2 separate regions of the Homo sapiens genome follow, and region 1 is linked to region 2. The links are chromatin loops, found by intact Hi-C in ENCODE. Cell type or tissue: natural killer cell. All regions are shown on one strand. Links, peaks and the distances in the headings refer to the core of each region. The heading gives the core; the rest is flanking DNA. Region 1 overlaps ESYT2 (extended synaptotagmin 2). Region 2 holds the start of LOC124901795 (a long non-coding RNA gene).

Region 1 (12,402 bases), core at 1,577-9,576, 160 kb after region 2:
CGTGAGTCTCCCAAGTAGCTGGGATTACAGTTGCATGCCACCATGCTCAGGGCTGTGAGGAAGATTCTTGAAGAGTTTTTATAGAGATTAATAAGGGCAATTTTTCATTACTATTTTTATTTATTTGAAAATATTATCTCTTCATAGGATAAAGTCTGACTCTATCCTGCTTTTACTATTGCCAATAAATGCTGATTGTATGGCTGCTATGGATAATACTGTCACGGATAATACTACTTAACTGTTCTGACAGTTGGTCTTTTATTACCCTCATACTTGGATTATTGAGAATTAAAGCATATTAGCTTCCTTGGTTATGTTGTTCTGTACTTTTGTATACAAACTTTCTCTGGGGAGAGCTTTCTTCCCATTGCCCTTCTGGGAAGTTCAGGAAAATTTAACTCTAGCAAAAATATGGTATGTATAGTCTAAGAACTAAATGAACAGAAGAAAATAATGCACTGTGATCTCATGTAAAGAAAGGGCAAATATTTTTTTATTCTCAGTGTTAATCATTGACTTAATACTTTAATAAAATATTGTGAAGACTTGTAACTGAAAATAGTTGGCATAGCTAATTCAGGAGCCACAATTTAGCTATTTTAAACAAGTGCTTCTTCAGCACCTGAATCCGAGTGGTCATGTGGTTGAGGAAGTGTTGGAGTCCTCATCGTAGCTGCAGATAGGATGAGGATGCTGCTTGGGTTTCTTGTTCACACCCACACTGCGGCTGAGACACAGAAGGGAAAGGATGTGACCGTTGTTGCTTCAGTTCTGTGGTCTGAGAACCTCCTTCAGTTAGAACATTAATGCCCCAAGATGGCTAAAAATAAAGCAGTAAATATCAGGTTTTTAGTTTAAGCTAAAAAATAGATTTAAATTTAGGATATATGCAATCCATCAGCCTGTATGTTGTGGATTTAGTAAAATTTCTACTTAAGATTAATATTATTATCATTCTACATTTAAGGATGGGAGGGTATAGAGCTAGGACTGAAATATAAATAGTTTATATGGATATATACACTTAAAACATAATATATTTTATAAGTACGTATTCATAAATGTAAACTTCCATCCTGTGAAGATCAGTTATGGAATAGTGTTATTGTTAGACCTAATGAACCTATGATCGTTTCTGTAGGCTTTCATGATTTCCACATTGGTCACAGCCTTTAACCTTGAAGTAGACATTCTGAATATACTAAAAACCATCAAACTGTTTACTTTAAATGAGTGCATTGACGAGTATGTGAATTATGTCTCAATAGCACTGTTAAAAAATATAGACATCAGGGCTGGGTGCGGTGGCTCACACCTGTAATCTCTGCTCTTTGGGAGGCCAAGGCAGGTGGATCACGAGGTCAGGAGATTGAGACCATCCTGGCTAACACGGTGAGACCCCGTCTCTACTAAAAATACAAAAAATTAGCCGGGCGTGGCGGTGTGCGCCTGTAGTCCCAGCTACTCGGGAGGCTGAGGCAGGAGAATGGCATGAAACTGGGAGGCGGAGCTTGCAGTGAGCCGAGATCGCACCACTGCACTCCAGCCTGGGCGACAGAGCCACAGTCCGTCTCTAAAAAAAAAAAAATCCAATGTCTTTTTTTTTTTTTTTTTTTTTTTTTTTGAGACAGAGTCTCACTCTGTCGCCCAGGCTGGGGCACAGTGGCACCATCTCGGGTCACTGCAACCTCCGCCTCGCTGGTTCAAGCAATTCTCCTGCCTCAGCCTCCCAAGTATCTGGGACTACAGGCGCACACCGCCACATCCAGCTAATTTCTTTTGTATTATAGTGCAGACAGGGTTTCACCATGTTGCCCAGGCTGGTCTTGAACTCCTAAGCTCAGGCAATCCGCCTGCCTCAGCCTCCCAAAGTGCTAGGATTACAGGCGTGAGCCACCATGCCTGGCCTGAATTTCTTTTAATAATGGATGAAAAGGTGGTCAGTTATAGTGCAAAGTGAGGTACACCTTTGCTTACGGAATTCTAGCTAAAACTGTAAAAGTTTTTAAGGAATATTGTTCTAACTTAAGTTTGGGGGTATTTACATTTTAAAGGAGAGTTAATGAAAGGGTTAGGTATATGAATTTTAAAAACTAGGTAAATATTTTTAACTTAAACCTAATAGTACTTTATTTTTTGAGCTGGAGTCTCACTGTGTTACCCCAGGCTGGCCTCGAACTCCTAGGCTTGAGGGATCCTCCTGCCTCAGCCTCCTGAGTGGCTGGGACTACAGGTGTGAATCATTGTACCCAGCTCTAATATTACTTTATTTTTATTTATTTTTTAATTTTATATATTTGAACATTTTTTATACTTGTAGTAGAGCCGAGGTCTTGCTATGTTGCCCAGGCTGGTCTCAAACTCCTGGGCTCAAGTGATCCTCCTATCTCAGCACTTCTGAAGTGCTCTGATTACAGGTGTGAGCCACCACCTCGGGCCTCTAATAGTCCCTTAAACACGGATGCTATACTATATTGGCTTAAACAAATATTAATTTTAATTGCATAGCAATAGAAATCATGCTTCAAAAATATAAAAAACCGAAATCTGTTTTTCCGTGAGTTATTCCAAAGTCTTAACTGTGATTCAAGGTATCAGTATATAATCATCACATATGTTTGAGTAGTTTAGCTTATGGATTGGTTTGTTTCATACTGGGTACATTCTATCAGAACATAATTTTATCATGTATTATAGAATACATTGTGGTCTTTTGTCGTCTCTTGCATTTTGTTATGGTTTGGCAAGTCATTATCTTTTTTAGTTTTCATGACGATTCTGTCTCAGAGGAATTTTATTTCTTCATTTAGAGATGTAAGGACCCACTCTATGCAGATGATTGTGCCAACACAAGTGTAAGAAATCATCCTGTCTTCATATTTACACTCTGCTCAGAGTAGTTAGAAGAAGCACCTGGGAGGCGGGCTGTGGTGATGGCTCCAGTGTCACGGTGGCTCAGAAGAAAGGAGCAGGGAGGGTTTGATGGTAACTAAGGGGGCGTGTTATAAATTTACGGACATGCTAGGGAAGAGATTCTACTCTTATTGAAGGGCATGGCCTTACGTTCAGTGGCAACAGCGCGAGCGGCCGTGTGGAGGACAGTTGCAAAGGCAGATTTCTGGGCCGTCTCATCTGGAGGGAAATGCATGGAAGTTCTGATAGGGTTGTAACTCCTCCACCTGGTAGAAGGCTGCACTCAGCTTGGGACTTACTCTGGGCCCAGCAGTGAGGAAAGGAAGTGGTCCCACTAGACCCCAGCCCAGGTCCCCATGACCTGGGAGGAGTAGAAGTGCTCCTTCTGGATGGCTGGCCCAGGCCCTCAGGGCAGTTCTGATTTACAGGATGCAGGGACGTGGCTGGGATTACTGTCGTGCTTTTAAGACAGAGTTTGGACATGATGGGGGTGAAAGTAGTGATGTGTTCAGATCTAAGCTTGTGAAATCAGAAAAGGAAAGCTACTGTGTAATGCAGTATACTTCTATTCTTGCTGTAGCTACCAGAAAACTCACAGCCAAAATTATTGCTGGATTGTTGGGCCCTGTACTACTGTAATAGCCGGGAGTACCCATCACACTTTTCTTCAAATAGGCGATCTTCTTTTACTCTCAATGATCTTATTGTTCCTTGAACACTGAGTCACCTCCTGTTCTTTTGGAATTGGGTGGGGCATAGTTCTTACACAGATGGTGAATATGTTAGTAGTTGTCTTTTGCATGGGATCATTTTTTCCATAAAGCATGTTTTATTTATGGAGGTTTTTCCAGAGTCTTTCTTCCTGTCACTAATTTCTTTTCTTCATTTATTTTTCTTAACTGTTTTTAAAGTTCTATAATGTTTGTTAAAGCAAACTATTTATTTTTGTGAATTTTTTCCTGGATCGCATTTTAAGAAACTAGTCCAATTTATATGTAAGCATTAAAAATGAGTCTTGATGAATTTATGGACATTTATTAGGCATTTGCTATGTTCTAGGTACTGTGTTAGGTGCTAGTGACACAAAATGTGTGTAAGACAAGGCCTTAAACTCAGAAATTTACCAGCCGGCAATAACACAGCAAATCTGTTTAATCCTAGCATTAGTCATAGTATGAATTGGTGGGTTTTTTTCAATTATTTTTATTTATTTATTTTTTGACACAAGGTTTTGCTCTGTTGCCCAGACTGGAGTGCAGTGGCACAATCATGGCTCACTGCAGCCTCAACCTACTGGGCTCAGTCACCCCTCCCGCCTCAGCCTCCCCAGTAGCTTGGGCTACAGGCATGCGCCACCACGTCTCACTAATTTTTAAAATTTTTTGTAGAAGGGAGGTTTCTTACCCAGGCTGGTCTTGAACTCCTGGGCTCAAGCGATCCTCCTGCCTCTACTTCCCAAAGATCTGGGAGGGAATACAGGCGTGAGCCACTGCACCTGGCTGTTGTTATTTTTTTATCTGATAAAAGTATTATTTTTATTGTGTTCAACATGTTTTGAAATATGTATACATTGTAGAATGTGCTAAATCAAGCTAATTAACAAATGCATTATGTCACGGGCTTACCATTTTTTGTGGTGGAACACTAGAAAATCTACTCTTAGTGACTTTTTCAAGAATATATTATATTGTTGCTAACTATAGTTACAGTGTTGTACAATAGATCTCTTGAACTCATTCCTTGTAATTGAAATGTTTTATCCATTTGTTAATATCTCTCTAGACTCTCCCCCATTCTTTTAGTAAAAATAATACATGTTCACTTTTTTAAAATCCAAGAAAAAATATATTTAAAAGATCATCCATAATACCAAACCATCCATAATGGTAGTTGCTAGTAAAGTATAAATTGAATGGGGTTTAATGGATTACGGCAGTGTCTAGATGAAAGTATCAGTACAAAGTAAGAAGCACATCCCACGTGCACTTGTGTATTGCAGCAGCAGTGTCCTTTCGGATAACAGCTTCAGTTTTGTGCTTGGTGATTGCGTGCTGGAATTAGTGATAACCACACCAACAGCAGATGTGGAAATACTAATATGATGGTTTTCATTATGCTTTCTTTATTACTTGTAAAATTGTCATTGAAACTGAGTTTCTTTTTTTTAATTTGTTCAGTTACACGGTGAAGTCCCCCTTTATCTTTCTATATTTAATGAACATGTAGTTGTATTTTTCTTCATTTCTTATGTTATGGCTAGACAGGTTTCAAAAACATTTTTTTCTGATTTAAAGAAGAAAGTATGCTCATTGAAGAATAAGCTTTGGAGGAGAATAAAGAAGAAAAACGTTACCTGCAATTCTACTAACTAGTGATAACATTACATTGGCAACATTTCCGTGGATTTTGTTAATGTTTTAATGATATGTTTGGATATATGGGTGTGTATAGTATCCTCCTTTCTTAAATGCTATATTATGGATAGTATGTTATTCTTCAGAAATATGACTTTGACTATTGCAGTATCATCTGTCTTATGAAGCTACCAGACTTTATTTAAATGATGTCTGATAGACATTTGAAAAACTAGATTGTGAGATATGATATAATGAGAAGAGTTAAAAATAGAATTTGAGATATTTAATTTTCTGCTCTTTTTAAGTTATGAAAACGTATTTACTTGAGCTATTTATTAGATCTGTGTCTAGGATATATGAATTATTTTTGAACTCATTAGACATGATAATTTTGTAAGCAGAAGTCTGGCCTTGGAAGGCAGTGTTTGTTTTTGCATGGTATGTTGTTAAAAGACAGAGGATTTATCCCTATCTCTTTTTGTCTGAATAACCTTTGGAAGAAAGCATTCCCTCCATAATGAGTCACAACTTCAGATTGCTTTTCTTCCCCTGTGCTGTGTTGGTATATTAAAGTTTGCTAACAGTTACAAGTATTTTTAACTGCCATGGTTTCGTGTAGCACAATTGAGTAATGGCTACTTTGAGGTTCCCATGATGATTTGTTGAATTGGTGTGTCCTTGTCTGGACATGACCAGTCATGTGGCCAGGGCCCGTGCGAGTGGGGCTGCCCTTCTGTGGGGTGTGCTGAGGTGTGGCCACCGGCCTCTGGTTAGCTTTGAGGCTCCCACCGTCTCGCAGAGCCCACAGCTCAGGCTCTGGCTCTGGTGGGTGTGGGTTGCGCCCTGAGACCCACCCCTTCCTAACTCCCTGCCCTTGGGTGAGTCAGGTCCAACTCTTAGAACCTTGTTTCCTCTTTGGTTTGATGGGGGTTGAGCCTGACTCTGTGCTGTGGTTGTGAGGCTGGAATGCGGAGAGGCCAGTGAACACACTGGACATGGGCGGGCAGGGAGGCATGTCCTCGGGTCAGCCGTCTGAGTCACAGGCCCAGAGATGCCCAGCTGTGACCAGTGCTCCGCTTGCAGGCAAGTCCTGGTGTGGCCTTTGCCACCTCCCTCCCCCACCTCTGCTGAAATGGAACAGATGAGCCCTGGGGTTTTTCTTTGTTTCTGTTCCACCGTGGTTTGTTTACGCTGTTGCTAAGAATTTATCTACCATAATGCTTTGTTGTTATTAACACTTGCAAGTATGTGTGCCGTAAAATTTCACTTTCTCTTCCTCTCTGTATATCCCTAAAATAATATCCAAGGAGCCTACAGTGGCACTCCTCTTCCTTGCCTTGATTTGCTCTGTATCTTCCTTAAAACAAATATTGTTCCAAGGACATGGCTAATCTTTCTTGACTCCACTTCCAGGAGTCATCCTGATGCCATAGATAATGATAGTTAATTTTACATTTTGTACATATAACATTTAATTATTCTAATATTCATTAACTTCCTTTTGTGAATAAGTGCTGGTTAGTGACTAAAAAGTGGGGATTTGAAAGTGCACATCCTATTTCGGGGTCAGTTGTAATAGTTTAATTTTAACGTGTATTATATGTGGAGTTGTTTCCTGTCTGAGGGATTGATATGTTTTAAGTTTCCCAGAGTAAGGTAGATCTGTAGAAAATAAATCCAGTGATTTGGGAGAACATTATCTAACTTCATGCCATAAATATTATACTGGAGTACCTATTATATGCTAGTTTTTGATTATGCTGCTCACATTTTGAGAACCAGTATCAAATTGCTAAAATTATTAATCTGAATGATACTTTCACCTTCCATTTTCTTATGAAACTTTGTTATATATTTGTTAAAGCATTTAGTTTAATCTGTAAACCAAAAGTATCTGAGACAAGTCTCAATTAATTTAGTATTTTATTTTGCCAGGTTTAAAGGATGCTGGTGACATAGTCTCAAGACATTTGCCCAAGGGGGTTGACCTGTAAGTTTTAGGGATACATAAGACACCAATCAATACATGTAAGCTGTACATTGGTTCAGAAAGGTTGGACACCTGGAAGTGGGTACATTGGTTCAGAAAGGTGGGACACCTGGAAGCAGGTACATTGGTTCAGAAAGGTGGGACAGCTGGAAGCGGGTACATTCGTTCAGCAAGGTGGGACACCTGGAAGCAGGTTGGTGTGGGGAGCGCTCCAGATCATAGCTGGACTCAAAGATTTTTCTGATTGGCAATTGGTTAAGTTACTGTCTAGAGACCTGGAATCAATATAAAGGAATGTCTGGATTACCTTGTGGAGACCAAGGTTTTATTGTACAGATGAAGCCTCCAGGTAGCAGGCTTCAGAGAGAATAGATGGTTAATGTTTCCTGTCAGACTTAAAGAGTCTGTCAGTTCTTCTGTCAGTTCTGTCAGTCTTAAGTCTGTGTCATGGTAATGAGGTGTGTCCGATGCCCCACCCCCTCATCGTGGCCTGAAGTAGTTTTACAGGTTAACTTTGGAATGCCTCTGGCAGAGAGGAGGAGCTGTTCAGATAGTTGGGAGCTTAGAATTTTCTTTTTGGTTTATACTTTGTACCCAATTTGTAAAATGTTATATAAAGCTGGTGTTGATATTTATACACAATTAGAAGTGAATTGCCTACTGAGATCATTAATTTATTTCATTTGTGCTACAAATCTTTAAATGGCTAGTAAGTGCGTACCTAAAATTTGTTAACACCGTCTACATTAATATCTGAGTGCTAGACTTTTGAAACCGAAACTCCAAATGTAATCCAATACAAAGTAACAATACTCTTCCTACTTATTTTTTCACACATATAAAGATCTTGGAATTTATCCAGTAACTAGTAGAAAGAATTGATTTTACTTAATCACAAATGGTGCTGTGTGTGAAGCAAAGTTTTAAAAGAAATGCTCCGTAGATGTCAACGTGAGTACTGGAGCAGGAGGGAAAGGATGACATGGTTGGTGCATTAGGGCGCCTGTGACAAAGTGCCATCAACTTGGTGGCTTCAGACAACACTCTTATCTTTTAAGGGTTCTGGAGGCCAGCAGTTGGAAATCAGTTCCTCTGGGCTAAAACTGAGGGGTGGGCAGGGTGTGCACTCTGGAGGCTCCTGGGGAGAAGCTTTTCCTGCTTTTCTTGCTTCTCAGCCACATTCCATGGCTGCAGGCCCTTCTCCCTTCAGAGCTGGCAGCTGCTTTCATCCTCATGGGGCCATTCTGCTTTCTGTTTTGTCAAATCTCTGTTCCTCCCTGTTTTCTTTCTTTTCGTTAGACAAGGATTGAGGCTGCAGTGAGCTGTTTGCACCTAGGCTGGAGTGTGGTTGTGTGATCATAGCTCACTGCAGTCTCGACCTCCTGGACTCAAGCAACCCTTCCACTTCAGCCTCTCGAGTATCTGGGACTACAGGCCTGTACCACCACACCCAGCTAATTAGCTAATTTTAAACATTTTTTGTAGAGATGGAGTCTCACTGTGTTGCCCAGGCTGGACTTCCTCCGTTTTTAAGGATACTGGAGATGGCATTTAGGGCCTTATGGATAGTCCTCCACCAGCGAAGATCCTCCATTTTACCACATCTGCAGCGTTCTTTTTGCCATATAAAGCGACACTCACAAATTCCAGGGATTAGGACGTGACCATCTTTTGAGGGCTGTTACTCAGCTTCCCACACTACCCTGTTTCTTGGAGTATTCAGGAGCCAGGAAGGCTTAGTTCCAGCACTTTCCCCGTGCCGTAACATCTCAGAAATCAGATTTATTTTACAAGGGTGTATCACTGTTAATGGACTGTGCTCTTAGTGGCACATAAAGTGATGGTGCAGCTTATAATTGATCACATCTTGGATTCAATACTAAGGTTTTTTTCCATTTTTGGCTGTAGTCCTGGTGTCTGAGGTTGGATGTGGTCTTTCAGAGGTGGGATGAGGAGGAGCTGTGCAGTGGGAAGAAGGGTTAGGAACTGTGGGAACTGAGATGACCACAGGAAGCAGCACCATAAGTTACACAAGTGGAAGAGTTGGGCTTGATCCCTAGACACAGGGCAGCATCCAGATATCCACTAGAGGGATGTGTCCCAATTTAAAAGGGGGGTTTAGCAAGATACATTTGGCAGGGATATCCAGAGGGACTGGGGACACATATCTAAGCATGAGGGGGAAGGAGTGTGCCTGAATGTCAGGGGAATAGCTTTGGGGAGGAAGGAAGATAGATGAGTGAGCCAGGAATGTGAACAACCACCCCAGGGTGTAGAAATGATGGCTGGAACAATAGGAGCAGTAGTTTGAGGCTGGGGCTGCGGTGGGAGATTACTTCAGTCTTTAATGTTGGTGTAAGAAACCCAAGGAAGTTCCAAGAGGACTCAGCCCAACAGCAGCCAGCACCTCCCTGGAGAGACAGGAGACAGGCAAGCGAGAGGCGGAAGACCGTGTGGATAGCTTCACAAGGGAGCTGCCTCTCTGCACTCGGAGGAGTGTAACAGAAAACCCGTGAGAAAACAAACGGTGAATGTGCTTAGCACTCATTGCAGGCTCTCTTCTAACTCTTTACATGGAAGTCATTTAAACCTCACAGCTAACCCGCCACCTTTGTTTTACAGGTAAGGAAACAAGCTCTGCTAATGTCAGAGGTGAGCAAGGCAGCCCTTGACCTGTGAGGTCTGTGCACTCCCTTGCATTCTCTGCTCTCTCCTCTCTCTTGATGGCAGTAGGGGAGGAACTGGGGATTTGGCACCATCTAATCTAGTCATTTTTACAACCCCAAGAGAATTGCATGTCATTTCCGCTCTTCAGAGGAGGAGCTAAGGTCTGAGAGACCCTGCAGTCACCCCAGTACAAGTCAGGTGTACCCGCCTGGCCATACTCAGTGCCCTGGGAGCTGGGCCCAGCCCATAAAACCTGTGCTTTGCAGAAGGCACCAGAGACACCAGGGTGGTGGCAGGTTACTGTTTCTAGAAGAGCAAAACCAATGCAAGTGAATAAGCCACCACCTTGTTAGCCAGTGGGAGTTTCTCTGGGTGTTTTAAGTTTATATACTGTTAGCATTCTTAAATACGTTAGGAGGTGACAGCCAGACTGTGATATATTTTTAAATGTTTCACATCTGTGAGAGTAATCGGGACGAGTAACGTATATTTTTAAATGTTTTAGATCTGTGAGGGTAATCGGGACGAGTAATGTATATTTTTAAAACGTTTTTGATCTGTGAGAGTAATCGGGACGAGTAACATATATTTTTAAAACGTTTTTGATCTGTGAGAGTCATCTGGACGAGTAAGGTATATTATTTCATATATATATATATATATATATATATATATATATATATATATATATATATATATATATAATTTTTTTTTTTTTGAGACGGAGTCTCGCTCTGTCGCCCAGGCTGGAGTGCAGTGGCGCGATCTTGGCTCACTGCAAGCTCCGCTTCCTGGGTTCATGCCATTCTCCTGCCTCAGCCTTCCGAGTAGCTGGGACTACAGGCGTCCACCACCACGCCCGACTAATTTTTTGTATTTTCTAGTAGAGACAGGGTTTCACCATGTTGGCCAGGATGATCTCTGTCTCCTGACCTCGTGATCCACCTGCCTCGGCCTCCCAAAGTGCTGGGATCACAGCGTTAGCCACCGCGTCTGGCCTGAGTAACATATATTTTTAAAATGTTTTTGATCTGTGAGAGTCATTGGGACGAGGAACGTATATTTTTTAAACATTTTTGATCTGTGAGAGTCATCGGGACGAGGAACGTATATTTTTAAAACGTTTTTGATCTGTGAGAGTCATCGGGACGAGGAACGTATATTTTTAAAATGTTTTTGATCTGTGAGAGTCATCGGGACGAGGAACGTATATTTTTAAAACGTTTTTGATCTGTGAGAGTCATCGGGACGAGGAACAGAGGTGCTCTCCCTTGGTCTTTGTTTCCTTCTTACTGTTAACACGTTTTGTCTGGGATGATTTTCCTCCTGCCTGAAAAACTTACTTTAGTATTTCTTTTAGTGCAAGTCTACTAGCAATGGATTTTCTCAATTTTTGTCTGGAAAGGTATTTATTTCCGTTTCACTTAGTTAAATTAATAGACTTCATTTTTTAGAACAATTCTGGATTTCCAGAAAAATTGAGCAGATAATACAGAGCCCCCACATCCCTTCTTACAACTTCCTTTGCTATGTCTGTCACAACTAATGAGCCCGAGTTGATATGTTTAATACTAGTCTGAAGCCCACAGTTTACAGTACAGCTCATTTTCAGTGTTGTACATTCCGTGGATCTTGACAAATGGATAATGGCATGTATCAGCTATTACAATGTCATACGAAGTAGTTTTGCTGCCCTAAAATCTTCTGTGCTTCAATTCAACTCTTCCTGTCCGTCTGCCTGTGCTTACTGATCTTTTTACATAGTTTTGCCCTTTCTAGAATGTCATATATTGGAATTATAAAGTATTGGCCTTTTCAGATTGGTTTATTTCACCTAGAAATATGCATTTTAGGTTCTTCTGTGTCTTTTCATTGCTTGATAGCTCATTTGTTTCATTTTTATTGCAATAAATTCAAACATAAAACCATTTTAAAGGACACAATTCAGTGCCATTTACTACCTTTACATGTAGTGTAATCATCACCTCTCTCTGGTTCCAAAACATTTTCTCTGCCCTAAAAGGAACCCTGTTTTGTGCCCATTCGTGGTCACACCCTGTTTCCCCTCCCCCAACCCATGGCAACCACATCTGCTTTGTATCTGTGGGTTTACCTGTTCTGGATATTTCCTGTAAACGGAGGCATGTAATATGTGTGTGATCTTTTATGTGTGGCTTCTTTCAGTTAGCTTAGTTTTGAGGTTAATTTGCATTGTAGCGTATACCAGTGTATCATCTCTTTAAGGCTGAATATTCCGGTACCACAGTTTGATTATCCATTCATCCACAATGGCCATTCGGGTTGTTTCCACCTTTTGGCTGTTTTGAATGGTGCTGCGATGAACATTCATGTACACGTTTTTGTTTGAATATCCATTTTCAGTTCTTTTGAGTATATACCTAGGAATAGAATTGTTGGGTCTATGTTTAACATTTTGAGGAATGCCAAACTGTTTTCACAATGCCTGTACCA
Region 2 (12,402 bases), core at 4,017-12,016:
ATTTTCTCTCTTGTCTGCTGCCATGTAAGACCTGCCTTTCACCTTCCACCGTGATTGTGAGGCCTCCTCAGACACGTGGAATTGTGAGTCCATTAAACCTTTTTTTCTTTATAAGTTACCCAGTCTCGGGTATGGCTTTATCAGCAGCATGAAAACAGACTCATACAATAAATTGGTACCAGTACAGTGGGGTGCTGCTGTAAAGATACCCAAAAATGTGGAAGCGACTTTGGAACTGGGTAACAGGCAGAGGTTGGAACAGTTTGGAGAGCTCAGAAGAAGACAGGAAAATGTGAGACAGTTTGGAACTTCCTAGAGACTTGTTGAATGGCTTTGACCAACATGCTGATAATGATATGGACAATAAAATCCAGACTGAGGTAGTCTCAGACGGAAATGAGGAATTTGTTGGCAACTGGAGCGAAGGCCACTCTTGTAATGTTTCAGCAAAGAGACTGCCAGCATTTTGCCCCTGCCCTAGAAATTTGTGGAACTTTGAATTTGAGAGAGATTATTTAGGATATCTGGTGGAAGAAATTTCTAAGTGGCAAAGCATTCAAGAGGTAACTTAGGCGCTGTTAAAGGCATTCAGTTTTATAAGGGAAGCAGAGCAGAAGAGTTCAGAAAATGTGCAGCCTGACAATGCAATAGAAAGGAAAGTCCCATTTTCTGAGGAGAAATTCAAGCCAGCTGCAGAAATTTGCATAAGTAACAAGGAGCTGAATGTTAATTGCCAAGACAATGGGGAAAATGTCTCCGGGACATGTCAGAGGCCTTCATGGCATCCCCTCCCATCACAGGCCCAGAGGCCTGGGAGGAAAAAATGGTTTCATGGGCGAGGCCCAGGATCCCTGTGCTGTGTGCAGTCTAGGGACTTGGTGCCCTGTGTCCCAGCCACTCCAGCCATGACTAAAAGGGGCCAAGGTACAGCTCAGGTCATGGCTTCAGAGGATGCAAACCCCAAGCCCTAGCAGCTTCCATGTGGTGTTGAGCCTGCAGGTGCAGAGAAGTCAATAATTGAGGTTTGGGAACCTCCACCTAGATGTTAGAGGATGTATGGAAATGCCTGGATGTTCAGGCAGAAGTTTGCTGCAGGGTCAGGGCCCTCATGGGGAACCCCTGCTAGGGCAGTGCAGAAGGGAATTGTGGGGTGGGCACCCCCACACACACAGAGTCACCACTGAGGTGCTACCTAGTGGAGCTGTGAGAAAGTCACCATCCTCCAGACCCCAGGATGGTAGATCCACCAACAACTTGCTCTGTGCACCTGGTAAAGCTGCAGACACTCAACACCAGCCTGTGAAAGCTCAGGAGGGAGACTGTACCTTGCTAAGCCACAGAGGCAGAGCTGCCCAAGACCATGGGAACCCACCTCTTGCATCAGTGTGAGCTGGATGTGAGACACGGAGTCAAAGATCACTTTGAAGCTTTAAGATTTGACTGCCCCGCTGGATTTTGGACTTACGTGGGGCCTGTAACTCCTTTGTTTTGGCCAATTTCTCCCATTTGGAATGGATATATTTACCCAATGCCTGTACCCCCATTGTATCTAGAAAGCAGCTAACTTGCCTTTGATTTTATAGGCTCATAGGCAGAAGGGACTTGCTTGTCTCAAATGAGACTTTGGACTGTGGACTTTTGAGTTAATGCTGAATTAAGACTTTGGGGACTGTTGGGAAGGTACGAGTGGTTTTAAAATGTGAAGACATGAGACTTGGGAGGAGCCAGGGGTGGAATTATATGGTTCAGCTGTGTCTCCACCAAAATCTCAGCTTGAATTGTAGCTCCCATAATTATTCCCATGTGTTGTGGGAGGGACCCAGTGGGAGATAACAGAATCACAGGGGTGGTTTCCCCCATATTGTTCTCGTGGTAGTGAATAAGTCTCACAAGATCTGATAGTTTTATAAAGGGAAACCCCTTTCACTTGGTTCCCTCATTTTTTCTCGTCTGCTGCCATGTAAGATGTGCCTTTCATCTTCCACCATGATTGTGAGGCCTCCCCAGCCACATGGAACTGTGAGTCCATTAAACCTCTTTTTCTTTATAACAAGAAAAAATATCAAAATACCCAGTCTCAGGTATGTCTTTATTGGCAGCATGAAAACAGAATAATACACTCGTGCTGGAGTTCATCTCTTTCCTCAGTGTGGGACACTTAGATCCTGTCTAATTTTTCACTAGTGTAAGCAGGGCTGCTGTTGATATCCTGGTGTGGAACTTTGGTATCAGAAGCTAGCCTCCATTTCTGGCAGCTGGAGAGCCAGTGAGATGGCTTCAGGCTGGCCTGGCCCCAGAGGGGTGGGCATGGCTCAGAGTTCATCACAAATGTGGCTTCCGTGTCCTTGCTGGAAAAATCAGCACATCAGACCAAAGCTCAAAACTCGCTTCTAAAACAATATTCTGTGGTCAGGACTCCGCAACAGCATTTTAAATTTATTCACAAAATCTGGAGTAGATGGTTTTGGAAAGCGTTTTGGTGAATGGTCTGTATTCAGCCTTAGATCTACCAAATATTTCAAAGACGTTCCTTGCAGAAACCCATGAGCTAGCCACTCGAGCAGGAGTGTTTACTCCCAGGCTCACTCAAACAGAAGACCTTCCCACTCGAGCAGGAGTGTTTACTCCCAGGATCACTCGAACAGAAGACCTTCCCACTCGAGCAGGAGTGTTTACTCCCAGGCTCACTCGAACAGAAGACTTTCCCACTCGAGCAGGAGTGTTCACTCCCAGGCTCACTCGAACAGAAGACTTTCCCACTCGAGCAGGAGTGTTTACTCCCAGGCTCACTCGAACAGAAGACTTTCCCACTCGAGCAGGAGTGTTTACTCCCAGGCTCACTCGAACAGAAGACTTTCCCACTCGAGCAGGAGTGTTTACTCCCAGGCTCACTCGAACAGAAGACTTTCCCACTCGAGCAGGAGTGTTTACTCCCAGGCTCACTCGAACAGAAGACTTTCCCACTCGAGCAGGAGTGTTTACTCCCAGGCTCACTCGAACAGAAGACTTTCCCACTCGAGCAGGAGTGTTTACTCCCAGGCTCACTCGAACAGAAGACTTTCCCACACAAGCCCTGGAGCCAGTCTCTTGGTCACCCTTTGGGTCTAGGGGAAGTGAGAGGTGGTCCTGTTCCTGGAAGAGGGGGTCTCTACCCCAAGAGAGGCTTCTCAGATCTCACACAAGAGGGAATTCAAGGCCAGTCACAGAGCACAGTGAAAGAGGCACGTTTATTAGAAATGACTCTGTTACAGAGCAGAAAGCAAGCAGAGGACACACCAACTTCTTTTTCCATTTTTCTTACACAGAAGTCTTGTCTGCAAAGCGAAGTGAAGCTGTGCATATGTGCAGCTGAGCAGAGAGCATGACAAGGTTTATCATTCTATTGGTTTAAAGAAAACCATCCTTGACATTTTAGTGTGTCAGTCATCATAGCATGACTCTTACTATCTTGAAAGCATAGACCTAATTATGGGTATTGGACGTCTGGACTTTCTGTTCTTGGAGTTTGCTTTGCAGGCATCACCAAGCTGCTTCCTTAGCTGTAAACATCTTAGGACCATGGCTTGTGTGTGGCAAGGAGTGTGCCTTGCTAGTTTAAGACGGTGCTGATTTTAAAATGGTGTCACCCTGGCTCCTCTGGACTCCTGCCTCGCTAACAGTCCAGTGACTGTCCATGGGGCTGCTAATCAAGTCCACAGCAGGAAGCAGCCTCTTCCCTGAGCCTCCCAACCCCCCAGACGACTTCTCCCCTGGACCTTCAGGTCCTAGGATCCAAACACCAGAGACGCACAGAGGCCTAGAGCTCCATGCTGTGCTGTGGCCTGCTTGGTCTGACCAGCCAGGCCCATAAATACTGATGGATAATCACAAGGGTAGGAGGGGAGTGGACAGGGAGACAGGTGTCACTCAGTCTACAGATTGCCCAAAAGGAGCATCAACGCCAAACCCGAAGTATTTACCTGAACCCAGAGTCCCAGAGTCTCCTCCCCTGTGACTTCTCCTGAGACTTGGGGGTGGTCCGGCCCCCTCCATCTCCAGCGAACACTCTGAAAATTTGCATCTGCCCACAGCACTGCCCTACGTGAATGTGTTTGGGGGCTCCCTTCCTTCACAGGACCATCCGGACACTGTGGCCTTGCCTGCGGCCCCTCCCCACCCGGCGCACCTCCCCCACATCCCCGCAGACCTTCCACTGTCAATGTCTGCCACTCCTTTCTGTCAATGTCTGCCACTCCTTTGCCTGGGGGTCTCCCACACTGCCCACCCCTCATCCTGGAGACCGCCAGGGGGCCCCTAGGAAGCACGTCTTGGACCCTGAGGTGATGTCACAACCTCTGTGGTGCCCCTGCACCCTGGACCATCTTCTCCGCCAGCTCCCATCACCCTTGCTGCGTCTGCCTCTGTCCATCGCTTTCTGTGATTACAAGTCCTTGGTGAGAAGTGCCACTGTGTGTGTGGAGATGTGGGTACAGAAAAATACCAAAACATCTGGGTGGGGTACAAGGAACAGGGTCAGGGGAGAAGCCTCACTCAGAGGTGAGAAGGGTGAGGCCCAGGGTCTCACCATCCCAAAGGGGTCCAGGGTTGGGCTCCAGGGTGCAGCCTGGACACCGCTTACATGTGCAGGTGTTGGCACCTGAGGTTCCACGCAGGAATTCAGGTTTGCCTGGAATAACCCCCGGCTGCCTTGTGGGAAATTAGATTAATTAAGAGAGGCCATGTGACCTGCTGCCAGTCGGCCCAAGGTGAGCTTCCAGGCCGTCTGCAGGTAGCCCTGCTCAGTGCTCCCCACGTGTTGTCCACAGTGCCTGCTGCCGGCAGGTCACCAATATGTCATTGCTGAGTGAGCAATTTGAGCACGGCACTGTCAGGTGCAGTGGGGCCTGCATCTGTCAGATCTGCAGGCTGGGGTGCGGCCAGGGTGGGGAGCTGTGGCCGCCCGCCCCAGCCTGACCTCCGCTCCACACACAGGAGGGTTTGGCCTTCCCTGCAGGCTTCCTCCTGAGCTCTGCTTTTTTTCTGCTTTGGAGTCTTCACGCTCAAGTTCGTGCTTTCCCTTACAACCAGGAGGACTCCGGAGGCCGGGCCGCAGCAAAACTTGCCTGTGGGTTTTATGAGAATTTACATAATCATCCCTGGTGTCACCCCCAGGGCGACTGCACTGATGATACAGGCTGTCTCCCTGGCTTGGCATCTAGCAGCACTTAAAGAGAGCCACGAAGTTTACAGCAGGGACTGAGCAGGCGGAGTTCTGGACTGAATCATCGTTTCCAGTTAGGAAGGGACTCGGGAGGGACCGGTCAGCAAGGCCTCAGCCTTGGCTTCTGTTTTTCTTTTGATGAAAGAAGGCAAGGCCGAGCCTCACAGAGACAGGGTGAACCTTGAACCACTCAGGGTGGCCAAAAAAAGTCTTCATGGAATCCTCCAGTGTATAAATGATCCTTTCAAAGCCTTCCCAAGGCAAGTGAGGCTGGACGGGGTTTTCTGCACCACAGTCCAAGCCTCCTCCTCCCCTGCTGCCTGGCTCTGACGGTGGCTACAAGAAGCTGCAAAGGCACCAATGGTTTGAAAGAGATTTAAAAGTAAAAAATCAGACAAACTGAGTGATTAGTTCCCAGAAGTAAGCACCTGGACGGAGAGAGGGAGCGGGAGGTAAGAGCTCCAGGGAGGCAGGAGGCCGCTGGTGGCAGCGCTCTGGGTCTCTGAGAATCTCAGGGAAACATTGGCGCTGACCCTTGTTGTGCGGAAGGCGAAGCTGCACCCCCAGGTGCATATTCCACTCTTATTCCTAGGAAGGTGGAAACCCCATCTGTGGTGGTTTAGGGCGACCGGTGCCTCGGAGTCTGATTTTCCCTTGGGTTTCAGGGCAGGGCGAGGTTCCCAGCTCCATCTGCAGCTGTAGCTTTCCTAGCCAGCCCGTCCCGAGAGCACGTCCAAGTGTCCATCCCGCCGTGGGTTCTGCCTAATTCTTGAGTAAACGGCTGCCATTTTGATGAACATCATTTGTCCTTATTGCTGTGGGGGTTTCCTGGCTTTTAGCAAATATTTACTCAATTTATCAACTGCACAATACAACATCGCCATTTATGACACTATTATTCTGCTCTCACCAGGGGTCTGGCCTTTGAAATGTAACCTCCGTGTATCCAGGGATTTCTCACTGAGCTTTAACATTTTACCCCCAGATAGTACTTGGCCCTGGAAACACGAAAGGCGGAGATTTGACTGTTATAAGGAGGAAAATAAATCTTTTTTTCAATTTAAAAGATGAATTCAAGTTAACAGACCTAGAAACGTTGGCTGAGCCTCCAAATGGAGACATGTGTACCCGCAGTCCCAGGCCATAAATAATCACGGCATCTGGCTAGCGAGCACCCAGTGCTATAAAGAATTATTGGACCATAAAAATAAGCCTTCAGTAATGTATAAAGAACCCCCACAACTCAACAACAAAAAAACAAACAGCTCGATTCAAAAATGGTCAAAGGACTTGAATAGACAATTTCTTCAGAGAAGACATACAAATGGCCAATAAACCCATGAAAAGATGCTCACTATCACAGGTCATTAGGGAAATTCAAATCAAAACCACAATGAGGTGCCACCTCACAGCCATTAGGGTAACAAGTATCAAAAATAGAAGACAGCAAGTGCTCGGGATGTGGAGAAACTGGAGGATGTGGGGACACCGGGACCCTTTACATTGCTTGAGGGGATGTAAAACAGGGCAGCCGCTGGGGAAGACAGTGTGGCGGCTCCTCAAAACCTTAAAAATAGAACTGCCATATGACCCAGCAATTTCACTTTTGGGTATTTCTCAAAAAGAACTGAGAGCAGGGACTTGGGCAGATGCCTGTGCACCCGTGTTTAGGGCAGCCTTATTCACACCCACTAAACATGGTCCAACCCAAGCGTCCGATAACGGATGAACGCATAAACAAAATGTGGTCTATCCATACGGTAAAGCATTATTCAGCCTTTAAAAAAGGAAGGGGATTCTGGCACCTGCCACAATGCGGATAAACCCTGAGGACATTATGCTCGGTGAAGTAAGCCAGACACAAAAGGCCCACGATGGTATGGCTGTGCTCAGAGACTGACGGTCATCAGATTCACAGAGACAGAAGGTAGAAGGGGGTGGGGGATGGGGAGCACTTGCTTAAAGGGACAGAATTTGTTGGGGAAAATGAAGGGGTTCTAGGGTGGACGATGGTGATGGCCACACATCATAGTGAATGCACTTAATGCCACACAACTGTGTACTTAAAAATAGTTAAAACCACTCATTTCACGTTAAAGAGCCTTCGGTGACAGTCTCAGGTGAGCTGATGTCATGAGCGGGAGACAGTGAGGGTGTGGACGTGTGGTTCATGGTGCAGCAGGGTCAGCCTTGGGGACCCAGAAAGCTGCACCGAATGTCGCCTCGGAAAAACGAAACAAAGTCAGGGCTCGCCCTCCCTTAAGTCTCCTCTTTCTGTTCGGACTTCACCTCCACCCTGCCTGTGTTCCTAACTTTGAAAGCTGTGGTGGGCGTGGGGAGTGGAGGAGCTGGGTGCCCCCCCGACCACCTGCCAGCCCCAGCTGGGAGCAGAGGCCTGAGGACGCGCACTGAGGGGCCAGGCGTGACCTTCTGCCTGTCATTTTTTCCTCTCTTCCTTTTTTTTTTTTTCGCTTTTCTTCAAGATTTTATCTTTTTGGAGCAGCTTTAAGTTCACATCAAATTACAAGAAAGGTACAGAGAGCTCCCACATACCTGACCCCCCAGAGCCTCTGCATTTCCAACAACGCCCAGCAGAGGGCGAATTTGCTACAGTTGATGAACCCACAGTAACGTCATTATCACCCAGAGCCACAGTTTTCATTAGGGCTCCGTCTCAGTGCTGTACGTGACGTTCTCATGGGATCTCTGGGGTGCCGATTTTTCCGGCCGGAAACCTCTGTGGCTGCAGCGCCTTTGCCAGAGCTCTTGTCCTGCGTCTAGGAAGAATGAGGTACGCAGACAAGTGAAGCGTGAAGAAGAAAAGTTGTATTTAGTGTCAGAACAGCTCAGAGGAGTGGGTGGCTCCTCTCGTAGGCAGGTCGTCTCTCGAGTGTTCAGCTTTCAGCAGAGAGGAGGCCCCAGAGAGGGAAGCTGCTCTCTGCAGGCAGGTCATTCAGATGTCTCTGCAGGTCTCTGAAGCTCTCAGCAGAGAGGGTAGCTCCTCTCTGTGGACAGGTTGTCTTGCCTTCTGCTGTTCTCAGTGGAGAGGGTACTCCTCTCTGCAGCTGGTCATCCCATCCGGTCGTCTCTCTGCCCTCTGTCCTCTTCATCCTGTGACCCTTCTCTGCCCTGCTCTGGCTGAGCCCAGAGCTTGTATGGACCTCTGAGGGGAGGAAGTGCATGCCGATTGGTCCATAAGTGGTCATGGGTGGGCCCAGAAGAGGCATCAAGAGTCCCCACTCCTGTCTGCAGCACTGGCAGCCCAGCCCCCAGCCTTCAGGCCCTCGCTGGCCTGAAGGTAGGGCCTTCCTGGGGACCTGCCCCTTCTACCCAGAAATCAATCTGCCTCCCACGGCCCTTCATGGCCCCTGGGCTTGGCCCCAGCCCCAGCTCTGAGATCGGAGCAGGCGCTAGGAGTGGAGAGAGGCCAGGCAGCAGAAGACACCCCCGAGCCTGCAGGGATGTGGTAGGGGGGGTCCTTCCTGGGGCCCCTGAGGGTGTAGGCTGCAGAAACACCCAGGTCCTGTACCCGGGAGGGCGGCCACAGCTGCACCTGGGAGCTCCCACCAACTCGGAAGGGGCAGGGCTCCTACTTGTCCCTAGCTCCTGCCCGCTTTTTGGAATAGGAGGCCCAGGTTTGCAGCCGTGGGTGCCGCAGCTGCAGCTGTACCCGGGAAGGCAGATCTTGCCTGTTCCCAGCTCCCTCAAGTGCACAGGGAGGCTCATATCCACAGCTGCAGTTTGGGCAGCTTCGTAGAGCAGGAGGCCTGGGTCTGCAGCTGTGGTTTGGGCAGGTGCAGCAGCACGGGGAGCACGGACAGCTCCCTTCCGAACTCAGAAGGGGCGGGGCACCCACTGGCTCCATGGAGTGTGAGGCCCCAGCCACGCTTCCCTGCTGCAGGCGGATGATGGCAGCAGCCACTGCTGTCAATGTAGGTTTGGCTACATGTGTAATGACACACATCCTCCATTATAGTATCATAGAGTTGTTCCACCGTCCCAAAAATATCCTGTGCTCCACCCATGCACCTCCCCTCCGTGCTCCACCCACGCACCTCCCCTCCGTGCTCCACCCACGCACCTCCCCTCCGTGCTCCACCCACGCACCTCCCCTCCGTGCTCCACCCACGCACCTCCCCTCCGTGCTCCACCCACGCACCTCCCCTCTTTGCCCCTCCTGTCTTCCTTCCCAGCTATGTAAACCCCTGACTTTAGCCGGGAAGGCGGGACGGATTTGAGTTTTGACTCCTGTCTCTCCAGCTGACACCGCCTGTAATAGAATAAAGCCTTCTTCCCCGGCAACTCTCTTTGTCTCAGAGACTGGGGGCTTTTTGTGCAGTGGGCAGCATGACCTGGACAGAACCCCTGGTGTTCGGGAACAACTTGTTGGAATTGTTGTTGGTATTGCATTAAATCTATGGATGAATTTGTGAGAAATTGACCTCTGATGATAGTGAGTCTTCCTGACCATGAATATGGAATATCTCTCCTTTCATTTAGTCCTTCTTTGACTTATTTCATCAGAGTTTTGTAGTTTTCCTCATATAGCTCTTGTACATACTTTGTTAGATTTATACCTCAGTATTTCATTTTCAGTAAATGGTATTATGTTTTTATTTTCAAATTCCACTCGCTCATTTGTAGTACATAGGAAAGCGACTGACTTTTACATATTAGCCTTGTTTCCTGCGACCTTGCTATAATTGCTTATTAGTTCCAGATCTGCCTTTCTTTCAGAGTCTATGTCTATCATGGCTCTGGGGTGTATTCTTAGCCCAACTTTACAACAAGCATCCTCAGTTTCTGCCTTGGTTCTTCTGACTATGGATGAGTATCATAAGAAATGAGATATTCACAGCTGGGCAGCCTCTTCTGTTTTAAAAATGTCCAACAGAGCTAAGAAGTCTACTAAGTTAACATGATTCCAAACAAAAGGCCAAAGAGGTCCTCATCCCACCCCCCAGGAAACTTAAAAATAAATTCACGGGAGGCTGAGGCAGGAGAATCGCTTGAACCCGGGAGGTGGAGGTTGCAGTGAGCCAAGATCGCACCACTGCACTCCAGCCTGGGCGACAGAGCAAGATTCCATCAAAAAAATTAAAGAAAGAGAAACCTGGGTGCCGCAGAGCCCCGAGGCCGGGCGGCCTTGCCTGCCTGGAACCCCCTTGGCGGCCCCGCGGGCTCCTCCCCACCCGCCTGGCCTCCCCCATCTCTGCGTTCGGGGCCTCCCCGGCTGCCCCAAGGCGCGTCCGTCCCCAGCAGGCAGCGCGTTTGCCTTCCCGTCCCTCCCACCACCCCCCCATTCCTGGCTACCTCGCCCCCCTCAAGTTGGGGCCGCCTTGGGGTCTTCGTTACTCCCGGGACGTCTCAGGCCGTTTCAGCCTCCGTTTATGGATGTTACCTTGCTCTGGAATGTTCTCCCCAGGGAACGCCCTCTCGCAGGGCCTCGGCGGCACACCCTCTGGAACCTTCCAGAATCCTCCGGAAGAGTCAGCAGAGCTGACTGCGCGGAGCGAGTGGCTGAAAGGAGGGCGGGGAGGCGGCCGCTCTCTATCTAAGAAGTGGCGGGTCTGGAGGGTGCGCGAGGGCAGGGCCGGGTGCCCAGGCCCCACCCACGGGCCCTGCGCGCCTGGACATTCTGTCAATGCCGGGAACGCGGAGGGCGGGCGCTGGCATCGGCCCTGGGAGGACAGGCGCTCCCGGAGCTCCAGACGCCAGGCCAGACCGCCGGGGACAGCGCGGGGTGCAAGGATGGGGGGCACAGAGAGGCGGGTGGGGGGCCTGGGCGAGGGTGGGGGGCGCGGAGAGGCCGGTGGGGGGCCTGGGCGAGGGTGGGGGGCGCGGAGAGGCGGGTGGGGGCCTGGGCGAGGGTGGGGGGCGCGGAGAGGCGGGGGGGGGGCCTGGGCGAGGGTGGGGGGCACGGATAGGCCGGTGGGGGGCCTGGGCGAGGGACCGCGCCTGCCCTGAGACTGAGCCGGGCCTGAGCGAGGGTTCCGCCGGGCGCCTGCAGTCGGGCAGCCTCGTGGCGCCCCAGCCACGGCCTCTGCACAGCACACATCTCCATCTGAGATGCAGAAACGCTAACCGGGTCCCTGCCACACGTCAAACGTCGGCGCGGGAAGCCACGGGCCTCCTCAGGCCGGAAAGGAACAGCCCGCCCCCTACTGTGCAGAGCGAGGCTCCGCGGCCTGAGGAAGGGAGACCTGCCTGGGCGCTGAGCTCACAGGCTTCTAGGCACCTTCGGAGGCCGCTGAAGAGCGGGGGTGGCGCGAGCTGGCGGTCACCGGGAAGCCCCGGTTACCATGGCAAGGCGATGGGTGCGCGGTTACCCGGCGTGCAGCCTCGCGAGGACACCTGGGCCACGGACGCGCCGCGCCCTCGGGGAGCCGGCTCCGGAGGCCTCTCTCTTCCTCCTCCTCCTACCCCTAATGACCATGGATTACTTTTGAAATGGAAAAACGGTAAACCTTTTCTAACATAAGTCACACTTATAAAGAAAGCATCTGCTAAAGAGGACGTGTTATGTCATGAAATGGGGGGCTCTCATCACGGCGGGGGTCAGGGAAGGTCCGCTAGGGCTTTAGCAGAAGAGATTAACCTGCTGACTACCAGGCGCCTTCCAATACTAATATTCTGAGATTTTAATATATTTTATATTACCATAAAGATCTTGAGTGCTTTAGAAATAATACTAGGTAGCTGAGCACAGTGGCTCACCCCTGTAATCCCACGGCTTTGGGAGGCCGAGGTGGGAGGCCCGAGGCCAGGAGGTTGAGACCAGCCTGGACAACATAACATCCCATCTCTACAGAAACCCACCATTTCATTAAAACATTAGCGGGGCATGGTGGCAGTGTTCGTGGTCTGGGAGGCTAAGCTGGGAGGATCACTTGAGCCCAGGAGTTTGTGGCTGCAGTGCACCATGGTCTCACCACTGCACTCAAGCCTGGGCAACAGAGCAAAACTCAATCCTACTGCGTAAAGTAGAAATACCATTTCTGGGCCGGGCGTGGTGGCTCACGCCTGTAATCCCAGCACTTTGGGAGGCCGAGGCGGCCGGATCACGAGGTCAGGAGATCGAGACCTTCCTGGTTAACAAGGTGAAACCCCGTCTCTACTAAAAAAACCACAAAAAATTAGCTGGGCGTGGTGGCAGGTGCCTGTAGTCCCAGCTACTCCGGAGGCTGAGGCAGGAGAATGGT

Evidence for each region. Peaks named below come from ENCODE experiments on the same cell type or tissue, not always from the same donor. Only the 100,000 strongest peaks of a DNase experiment are listed, where the experiment ranks them.
Region 1: a loop joins it to region 2, with 8 times the contacts of the local background. A loop is called at or near these places in 8 of 110 quality-filtered maps.

Annotation. Positions count from the first base shown.
Region 1 is chr7:158,812,520-158,824,921 of GRCh38, reverse strand. All of the region lies in intron 1 of ESYT2 (extended synaptotagmin 2), which reads left to right. Among named protein-coding and RNA genes, the nearest start is that of ESYT2, 11 kb to the left of the region's middle. RefSeq lists an enhancer at 6,347-6,506 and a silencer at 9,550-9,844. In natural killer cell, for the core only: no CTCF peak of the experiment used is centred there; DNase peaks (open chromatin) are centred at 3,021, 4,931, 6,421, 7,701 and 2 weaker places; H3K4me3 peaks cover 1,024 bases; H3K27ac peaks cover 5,521 bases.
Region 2 is chr7:158,972,629-158,985,030 of GRCh38, reverse strand. LOC124901795 (a long non-coding RNA gene) reads right to left here and starts at 10,730. Exons shown (of 2, transcript XR_007060626.1): 1 at 10,514-10,730; 2 at 3,209-8,363. RefSeq lists enhancers at 8,208-8,257, 8,268-8,387, 8,329-9,069. In natural killer cell, for the core only: CTCF peaks have their summits at 7,573 and 7,775 (motif pointing right); DNase peaks (open chromatin) are centred at 7,810, 9,050 and 11,400; H3K4me3 peaks cover 752 bases; H3K27ac peaks cover 1,408 bases.